Linked DNA regions of Homo sapiens: region 2 is linked to region 1. Evidence: chromatin loops called from intact Hi-C (ENCODE). Cell type or tissue: CD14-positive monocyte. All regions are shown on one strand. Links, peaks and the distances in the headings refer to the core of each region. The heading gives the core; the rest is flanking DNA.

Region 1 (5,383 bases), core at 212-5,211:
GAGACTTTCACAGACACACATTTTACAGGTGTTGGTTATTATGAACAACTTGTACTTCTGTATCCTCAGACCTATCATAAGTTTTCTCCCAGGTTCAGGAGACCTCAAGAGTGGCAATGACAAGCTACACAAATTGCTCAGCAACTTTATCACTTTGGGTGATAAAGTTGTGATCACTTTGGGTGATCTCAGCAAAGTTTATCACTTAGGGTCTGACTCCTTAACCAAAACTGCAAATTTACCTTGTAGTCATCTGTTCAAAACTACTTTTTTTCACAATGCTTTATTCTTTCAATCCAAAATGTCCCACTGCTCACCCTTATGACAAATATGCAGAGGCTCTTCTCTGTTTCACCTAACAGGTATTCAACTATAAATTAATGCATCCTGTCTTCTCACATTTCTTAGCTCTTTAGTTCAGAACCATGAAATTGCAAGGAATACAGCTCTTAGAAATGCCCAAATACCTTTAATAGTTTAGTTGACACATAATACTATAAATGCTTACTAATTTTGAAAACTTAGACGCCAAGGTCTGAATTGGGTTGATTCTCTGGCTGAAGGTTATGCCCAAAACTGTACCAACCCATATAGAGGAGAATCCACCAAATGGTTCTCTGTGCTTACTGAAAAGGATTTAACAATGCCAAGCAATAGAGCTATTTTTGCCTGGCTTAGGTATAGAGCACAACATAAACAATCACAACCCTTTCACATTAGCGTACATTAGACTTTTACAGAGCTTTCACACTCTAGTTTCAGACCATCATCACAGCAGCCCTGCAAAGTGGACAGGCCAGGCATTAGAATCTCCATGTTAGAGATGATCAACCTCAATAATAGAGAAGAAGAAAGAATAGCCAATGCTTGCACTACAGCTTCATATCAGAGCAAGGTTTATAGTGCCAGCCCTATGCATTAACCCAAGTTTCCATTCATTCTGCCTTCCTCCCTGTTCCTATTTCTCACCCACTTAAAGCTGTAGTTGTTTAAAGTTGATCACTCATTACAGCACTCCCATTAACCTACACATTACAATCCTAACAATAAAATCCATCATCATGAGCAGTTTCCAGAGAGAAGCTTGTGATCACTCTCAAAATCGCCAGAGATTTGCAATGCTTGATTTGTGCGAAAACAGAATTACACGGTTCTCTGTTCAAATCAGCTATCATTTTATCAAGAGACTAAAAAGATTGGTTTATTGTGTGTGCATGTAGGCTCAGAAGAGGCCCTAGGATTGGCTCAGCTAGCAATGGACAAATGGATAATGGATAATCACATAATCACTCCTAATCTACTTTAGATACACTTTGCTAGAATTTGGTGCATTTGATTGTTTCCGAGTTGGATACAATGTCTCTTTTCCAAAATGGAGTTCCAAATTGCGAGTTGGCATTGAGAAACCCGTTACTCTGGTGTTCTAACAGATATAAACTCTAATCAAAACTATTACAAGATAACTCTATATCTGCATACAGACGACTGAAGATACAGATATAAATCTCATTGCCACGACAAAGCTTGTATTAAAATCTCACCCTTGTTCTTCCCAGAAAGTAGAAGACCTATGATTCTGTCAACCCTCCTTACTTCAATTCCGGAGACCAACCAGGAGTTTTCTCATGGATAAGGCAGCTAATTCTTGTCCCTTTTAGTTTCTGGATCTTCCAGAGGAAATTACACTGAAAACCCTGAAAGGAGATTGAGCACAAAAATAATGTCTGTCCCATTTAAGTGTTAATAAGCCTTTAAGTAGCAGAGCTTGGAAGAGAAATGATGAACTGTGGGCAGGAATGACAAGCTAAGTGAGTGGTGTGGCATAGTGCCACATTTCAAGTCAACATGTTTTATCTCACGTCCATATATACAGGTAGTCTAGGGTCAAGGAGATGGCAGACCAGCCCCAGGGATAAAGGAAAGCACACTTAGTTCTAAGAGCTTTGAGAATATAGACAATGTCATTTGATTGGTTCATACTAAGTGGATAGGAGGACAACTTCAATGCCATCTCACCTTGGGGATTTGGAGTCATCTAGGGGCATGAGGAAAAGTGACATCAGCTTGTTCACAGAGCTAAGACCTCAGGGACTCGTGTCATCTAGAGATTGGCCCGGCCACCGCCCCCCCCCCGCCCCCCGCCCCCCACAACACACACAAACACAAAACTCACCGGGGAGGCAACACAGAAAGTTCCCAAATGTGGGGCTCAGGTATTCTTGAAAAGAGAATTAATTTCTGGGTTCTATGTCAAAACAGAAGTAGATCAATTTCTTCATTTGGTCCTGGACTCACAAAATTAAAATCATTAAAATGTGGGGAGGCAAGCATCCCCAAAGAATGTACATCCTCCAATATAAGAAATAATGAGGTAAGGGGGACACTGATATAGGAAACTCTTGGGTCTGTTATTGCCACATTAAGAGGCCACAGGAAACTTCAGTTCTTCCCTCCATTCCACTCAATATTTTTACCTCCTGCAGGGATGGGGCTACATCAGGAGGCTGGTGTTCATCCAGGAGAGTCCTGTGTGGGTTACTCTGCCCTACCTCTCCCCACATTCACTGTGCATGTGTCTTCCCAGTAGCCAAGGCTCTCCCATCTCACCTCCTACAGGAGACCTCTCAAACAGAAACACTAGATGGCAACATCAGCCTTCCATACAGCTGCCAAAAATCATGTGTGTGGAAGATTTTATTTAGCATTTTTAAACTGGCATTGGTGTATTAAGTCAAAATAGGAATTTCTTAAGAAGTAGCAGAAAATAGAATATCTCCAATTTTCTTGAATATCAGCTGTTAACATTTATTGATTAAAAAAACTTGCATACAGTTTGAAAAAAACACCTTATTTTCTAATTTTACATAAGGAAAAATTAATTTCCAACTACACTGTGGTGACTGACTTACTCAAGGTCAAATAACTAGTAGCCACTGGCTGCCCAAACTGGAACCACCTCTCACCAATCATCTTATCTCTTACCCTTCCCATTACATTAAATAAAATGGAACTGATACTATTGAGGTGGAGGATAATTAGTAAAGAGATTCAAACTATGGTTTTTCAGGCTCCAAGTTAACATTTTAAGTTTTTTTTTTTTTTAAATAATAAAATTGTCTTTTTACTGCATGGGATTCTGTCATTTCTAGAACTTTGAAAATAGATATTTCTAGCTAAAATGAAAGAGAATTTTTGCATTTGGAGTTTAACACAACACCTTCTATAGTATTGATGTTTACAATTTGTTTCTTGATTCAGTATTTCCCTTTCCTGGAGGAGTGAATGAAGTCCATTAGGTTCACAGTGCAATCTATGGCAGAAAAGGGATATGAATTATCTTTTCTTCAAGACTTATGTGAAGCTTTTTAATACACAATTTAGCACCCTAAAAGTGGTGGTGTTTATATTCCCTCTTATTTTTATGATTTTTTTAAAAATACATGTGAAATTTATTCCCAAGTAAAGAAACTACTATTCACAGTAGGATTTTTTTGTAATACATGCTTGTTTTCAATTATAATAAGCTATGAATTTATTATCATTTGAACTTGTAGATACATACCTAAAGTATAGTTAGTGTTCGGACAAGATTAATGAGAATATATTTTCTTTTAAAATTTCCTTTAACAGTGTTTCATTAATGAATACAAATTAAAAATAAATGGAAAAGGAAATAATTGGAGGTCTCTTATTAATGAACCGTGACCAGTTGGCTTAATTTACTAAAGCATGAAGATAATGAAGCCGTATTTTTACTCAGATAACAAATATTGCTAAACTTCTTCATCTCTCTAGCTTTTGTGTTTTAACCGTGAATTTTTGTGGATGTGTTTGCATAGCTTTTTTTCTGGAAGTATCTACAACTCTTTGTATGTGTGTTTCTTTGTGTCTGCTTATAAACAGGTTGAGATTCACAGAAAATAACTCAAATTTGGTATCAACAATTTTAATATAAAGTCAGCCCTCCTATCCATGGGTTCCACATCTGTGGATTCAATCAACCTTGAATGGAAAATATTCAGGAAAAAAATTCCACCAAGTTCCAAAAGCAAAACTTGAATTTGCTATGCACCGAGTGCTACATTGAATCCACACAAATGAAGTGGTGGAGAGGCATTATATCAAGTATTATAAGTAATGTAGAGATAATTTAAATTTTGTGTGAGTATGTGCATAGTTTATATACAAGATGACACCATTTTATACAAGGGACTTGAGCATTCGCGGACTTTGGTATCTCAGGGAGTCCTGGGACCAATCCCCCGTAGATACTAAGGGATGAGTGCAGTATTGTAATCGTTAGTGACTTTTCCTAATTCGTGTGAGGTCTGCAGCTCGGTATTTGAATACATGCATTTGCATCTGTGCCCGTTTTCTTGAGTTTGGGTATCTGTGGGAGAGCTTGAAAATGAAATATTTAAAATTCCCATTATGTAACACAAAATCCTTAGGATCAAAATCCCATATACATGTTTAGAACTTATGGGAAGTCCTAGAAATAGTTTGGTCCTTGAACAGTAATTAACAGCAATAATGAGGCAGATGAAAAGGCAGTCAGAGAGCTAGCTGACACCTGGCCCTGAGGTTGGGCCCTAACTCTCTCAGCAGCCACAAAACATGGGCAAGTTACCTATAATCTCCAGGCCAGCAAGTCTCAAAGTGTGGTCCGAGGACCAGCCCCATGAGCATTGCCTGAAAATTTCTTAGAGTTTCACGTTCTGGGACCCTACTCGAAAGCAGCTGAATCAGACACTCTGGGATGGGGTCCAGCAATTTGTGTTTTCATGGACCCTCTACGTGGCGCCGAGGCACAGCAAGTTTGAGAACCACTGGCATAGGCCCACATCTCTTCACACTCAAAAGTTCTCTTTAGGTAGACTGTAATGTTTCAGTAATATTCTTGTGGTACTATGACATGAAGAAATGTTTAAGATGGATCCATTAGACAGGTTGTGTTGCACAATTTTATTCTCCATGTGGGATTTCTGTGCGGTTTTGTATGAGGAATTAGGTGTATTTTTTTGCCAACTGTAAAATCAAAAATCCCTGTAGAAGTCTCAATGGGCATGTTAATGATATCATTTAATAGACTGAGGTATGAATTCTTCTACCTATATTCTTATCTTGAGATGTTCCTGAAGAAAGGAAGGTTTTGAAGCAACTCACCTGCATCACCTCATACCTGTTCCTGGAGAACCTGCTTAGTTGGGAAGGAGGGTGATTGTAAGCTAACAGGAACCACAGGACACCACATCACCAGAGACCGATGGAGATGCTGAAGCACTTTAGCTAAATTGTCCAATAATTTGTGTTTGTTTTGGTGTAAAGGCTTTGGAAACAAACAAACTTGGGCTTCAACCCACATTTTGCATCTTAATAACTT
Region 2 (5,383 bases), core at 273-5,272, 78 kb after region 1:
TAAACCTGAAATTTGCTAAGAGAGATTTTAGATGTTTTTACCACCCACAAGAAAGATTATTATGTGAGATGGTGGCTATGTTAACTCATGTTAATTTGCTTGACTGCAGCAATCATTTCACTATGTATATCAAACTGCCATGTTATACACCTGAAATATGTACAATAAAATAAATATTCGCACCTTTTTCATGCACAGGCCTGTGAGTGCTCACAAGCATATAGCTACCCACCACCACAGCCCACACAGAGCACCTGCATCAGCTGCACATGCTCCCTGTGCAGCCTCTGTCCCCACCCACTGTGCTGCCACATAGTCAGCCTCTGTCCCCACCCGCAGCCCCACTTCTTCCACCTGCTAAAGCATTACCTTTTCCAGAGCATCACATAAACAGTGTGCAGCCTTTGGTGAGCGAGTCCGCTCACTTCATATGATGCCTGTGAGATTCAGATCAGTAGCTTATTCCTTTTTACTGCAGTTAAGTATTTCATGGGTTGGATAGGCCACAATTTGGTTTTCTATTCCCTAGGCAAAGGACAGTTGGGCTGTTTCCGTTTTTGGCAATCGTCAATTATGCCACTGTCACTCATGCAGCTGGCGAACTGGCTGCAATTGTGTAAGGACATCAGTCACTTGGGGCAGTGGGAAGTTCACGAGAAGCAGATGAGGTTTCCAGCCTTCGCTGCTTCACTCTCCGCTGAATGCTGCGACCACTCCTGTGGTCCGACTCCTTGCCTGCGACCCTCACCTCAGCTTTCCTGTGAGGCTCAAATAAAACAAGACCTGATCTATAATACATTATTGTAGAGAGGAAAAAATAAATAAAATAATACCTGACAGCAAAATGTAAACTGTACAGTAGTATTCAAATTGTAGGTCAGGCCAGTTTCAGTGGCTCACACCTGTAATCCCAACGCTTTGGGAGGTTTGAGGCAGGAGGATCACTTGAAGCCAGGAGGCCAAGAGCAGCCTGGGCAACATAGTGAGACCCCATCTCCACAAAAAATTAAAAAATAGACGGATGTGGTGGTGCATGCCTGTAGTACCAGCTACTCAGGACGCTGAGGTGGGAGGATCGCTTGAGCCCAGGAAATTGAGGCTGCAGTGAGCTAGGACTGTGCCACTGCACTCCAGCCTGGGTGACAGAGTGAGACCCTATATTAAAAAAATGCAGATTATGAATCTTGAAAAGATACTCTAATCATACATAAAAACTTGTCAATGAAAGACCACCATACTCTGTGTGTTATTATGCATTCTGAAAAAATTTTGTTTCAGATTTGGGAATATCAAAATCAACACAAATAAATAAGTCAACTCACAAAAGTAAAACGCGGTGATTTTCCATACATCATTCATGCAAAAAAAAATAATAATAATTTACTCTTGTACATTTAAGAAAAATAATTGCTTCCATTAAATACCCAAAGCTCACTTAAGTGGACTGGAACTCACAGCACTGAATTCCAAACTAAAATTGCATGAATGATTTCAAGTTGAAATCACCTGTGGTCCCCAGCTACTGGGGAGGCTGAGGTGGGAGGATCTTCTGAACCCAGGAAGTCAAGGCTTGCAGTGAACTGAGATTGTGTCACTGCACTTCAGCCTGGGTGACAGAGCCAAATCCTGTCTCCAAATAAATAAATAAATAAAAATACGCAAATAAATAAAAATTTAAAAAGAACTTAATCCCCCAATACAATAGTATTCAGGGGTGTGGTGTTTGTGGGGTGATTGAGTTTGTGGGGTGATGAATGGGATTCACACACTTGTAAAAGGGCTCCGGGTTCAAGGGGGTGCTCTCTCTTGCCTATCTGCCATGGGCCATGTGAGGACATGGCAACAAGGCACCATCTTGGAAGCAGAGAGCACTTCTCACCGGGCACCAAGGCCAGCGCCTTGATCCTGGACCTCACGGCCTCCAGAGCTCTAAGAAATAAATTTCTGCTCCTTAGAAATTACCCAGTCTCAGGTGTTTTGTTAGTACAAACGGACTAAGACACAAGCCCAAGTGGGATGATCTCAGGGGTGCTCAGCAAAGGCAGAGATCAGCCCAGAAGCCAGACATCCTCCCCTACTAGAGAGAACAGAAGAGATCGGAGGTGGGGAGTGCCAAAGTATCTGAGGTTACCAAGAAACAGACTGCATTTCAAACTGAAAGTGACTGGCTGATATTAAAAATGGCAATTTCACTTTCTCTCACCAGAAAAAATGTGACTAGCAGGAAGGGAAAAGGTATGAACAAAGACAAATTGGGTTTCAGAAAGTACAGTCATAACATTAGCGAGACTTTGTGAGTTCTTGTGAGGAGACGTGACCTTCCGTTGCTGCTGCTGCTCTTCCCTCTTTCCAGGGGTGACTGCTCCTCTGGGGCCTGGAGTGCTGGCGCTGAGTCAGCTTCCCCAGCTGAGGTGGGTTTTCCTAATGTGTCTATGACCCAAGAGTCCCAGGGGCCCCCGATTCCTCGACCTCTACACTTTCTGAGACACAGACTAAAAAGTGGATGGCCATCAAGAAAAAAGCTGTCAGTTCTTACTTTACGAAAGCCAAGTCCTTCATATAAGCATGCTATGTAATATGTTGGAATTGGCTTCTTCATCCCATTTATCTTCTCCTTTTCCTGTGTTCATAATCTGATCTCTAGAACCCACCAAGAGTGTTAGAGCCAGAGCCCCTTGTCTTGGTTCTTTGCCTCATCTACCTTTAAGGAATGCCTCCCAGTGCTCTCCAATATCTCTGAAAGACACATGCCAAGTTAAAGCAAATCGAGAGGACTTTATTGCAAACTCACAAAGAGAAGGAAAACAGGTAAGTATTCTTCATTACAAAAGTAATAGATAGTATGATTTTGTTTTTTGTTCATTTGTTTGTTTGTTTACTTGAGACGGAGTCCACTCTATTGCCCATGCTGGAGTGCAGTGGCGCAATCTCGGCTCACTGTAATTTCTGCCTCCCGCATTCAAGCAATTCTCCTGCCTCAGCCTCCCGAGTAGCTGGGACTACAGGCACCCACCACCACGCCCGGCTAATTTTTGTATTTTTAGTAGAGATGGGGTTTCACCATATTGGTCAGGCTGGTCTCCAACTCCTGACCTCAGGTGATCCACGCACCTCGGCCTCCCAAAGTGCTGGGATTACAGGCGCGAGCCACCACGCCCAGCCAATAGTATGATTTTTGTGAGGCATACATGGCTTGACTAAAAACCAGTGACTGAGTCACTTATATTTTATTTCATTGCTGAAATATAAACAGTTTCATATATGAGGGAATAAATTCAATCCCACCTACATTTTTTTCTTTTTCACAATTTTCGGTGCTTTTAAAAAATATTGTCTTCTTTTGAATACATTTTTAGTTGATTCATCTTTATTGTGAGGTATAGACACAAAATCTCAGTCTCACAGTATACTTACATTTCTAAGTTTGTTGCCAAGATGTAAAATCAGGGCTTTTACATAAACTAGTCAGATTTCAGGTTTCTGTTTAAAACTTAGAATTCTAGAACTAAGTCAACCACCATCCCTTCAACAAACGTGGCACCAGGAGCTTGTGCAGGCTGCCCCCACTGAGCATGGACTCAGGTTTTCCACAGTCCTCACCACTCCCTACTACCTCCTACTTTCCGTCCACACCTCTCATTTATATCGCCCACCGGAAACTCGAGGAATTGGAATTCACAGCACCTGACTTTCAACCTTGCCTTTAAACAAATAAATAATCAAAAAATAAACAATCAAGTTCCTTCATCAGAGATAAGGGACATTTGAGAGCAGTCAGTTATCTGCAGGAAAAAAAAAAAAAAACAAAAACGGTGATTTTAGTGCTCCTTGTCCATAACAGGTGGCTATGCCCAAGAGCCAAAAGGTAGAGACAACCCCAGTCTCCCGCAACAGATGAATGGAAAAACAACAAGGGCTATACACACACCACGGAATAGTCTAAAGAGAAAGGAAATTCTGACACACACTGCAACATGGACAAACCCTGAGGACATTTGCTGAGTGCGACAGGCCAGTCACCAAGGGACACACACTGTACGATTCTATGTATAGGAAGTTTCTACAGTAACCAAATTCACAGAAACAAAAAATAGAACCAGGGACAAAAAAAAACAGAGGGTGGGGGGATTGGGGAGAGAGGAATGGGGAATGAGTGCTTCATGAGTACAGAGTTTCACTTTTGCAAGATGAAAGCATTCTGGAGATTGGTTGTGCAACAATATGATTATTAAAAGTAAGAAACTGTATTTCGCTTTACCAGATATACCAATATAAATAATAAATGGACTGAATTCTTGAAATATATTTATAAGCATAGAGAAAAGAATGGAAAATACATACCACTTTTGCCTCCGAGGTCACCCTGAAAAGAGGTGACTGAGTTGGGAGAAGAAGTTTCTGCTTCACACAATTCTGTATCATCTGTTTTTTGCAAATAACATCAGCAATTTGTTAAAAAGTTACAGAAAAAGCTAAAAAGAGTTCCTGATAAAGAGGGCAGGGGGAAAGCTCTAGCCCCCGTGTCATTTCTAAAATCAACTACGAACAACAAGAAAGAGAAACAGAAAAGGAATCTCCACTTCTATGAAGACACCACTCAGTGGGGGACTGACCCCCAGGTGCTTGGCACCTGGGACTGGGAAGAGGAGGGCCAGGATGAGGGAGACCCTCTGTAGACCTTGGGGGTGGCAAAGAGAATCAAGGTTTTCCCAGGGCTGAAGCACAAACTAGTGGAGTCATCAACCCTGAGCCCCGCTCTCTTTGGAACCACAAGGTCAAGTCCACGGGCAAACCCCAAAACCTCTTTGGACACTGTGAGCAACAGCAGGAAGTGGGGAGGAAACACGGACGAGCATCTGCCAGAGCAAATGGTTGTCTGTTCCCAGTGTGGGAGAAACTGCAGGTCAAGACCAGCCTCAGCCATGCTGACACCAGTCACTGAGAAGTGCAAGTGAAATCACCCCAAATCTGTGACATGTAGGTTTTGGTGTGAGTCAAGGAGACTTCCTGTTAGTCTGGAGAGGACCACACCCCACAAAGAGGAGCAGAGAGCACAGGATGAAAGCAGGAGGCAGGACTCACGCTGCCTGCCCTGCCAGCACGTCCCCAGGCCTCGGCCTGGCACTGTTCCAGTGCCCGAACCTCGCTGTCACTCTGATGACTGGTGACGCGGATACATCCTTTATCAGAACAAGGACTTCGAGTGCATGAAATAAAACACAGAGATGACAAAGAGAATGGTAAAACATTTTTAAAGTTTGTAATATTTATGCACCAATTAATCATATCTAGCAGCGGGCCTAATAACTGGCATAATTTGAAAGTAGTGGTGACAGCAACTGACGTTTCAGCAAAACTGTAACAATATGAAGGTATCTAATTT

The links. A loop is a pair of places that touch in the nucleus more often than their neighbours do. Peaks named below come from ENCODE experiments on the same cell type or tissue, not always from the same donor. Only the 100,000 strongest peaks of a DNase experiment are listed, where the experiment ranks them.
Region 2: a loop joins it to region 1, with 2.3 times the contacts of the local background. A loop is called at or near these places in 5 of 110 quality-filtered maps.

Annotation. Positions count from the first base shown.
Region 1 is chr1:247,484,550-247,489,932 of GRCh38, reverse strand. It overlaps the pseudogene OR2W5P. Among named protein-coding and RNA genes, the nearest start is that of OR2B11, 29 kb to the right of the region's middle. In CD14-positive monocyte, for the core only: CTCF peaks have their summits at 2,455 and 2,658 (motif pointing right); a DNase peak (open chromatin) is centred at 2,622.
Region 2 is chr1:247,406,996-247,412,378 of GRCh38, reverse strand. No RefSeq gene overlaps it. Among named protein-coding and RNA genes, the nearest start is that of NLRP3, 6.5 kb to the left of the region's middle. RefSeq lists enhancers at 1,803-1,862, 1,973-2,022. In CD14-positive monocyte, for the core only: no CTCF peak of the experiment used is centred there; DNase peaks (open chromatin) are centred at 608, 2,338, 4,078 and 4,968; H3K4me3 peaks cover 3,646 bases; H3K27ac peaks cover 4,607 bases.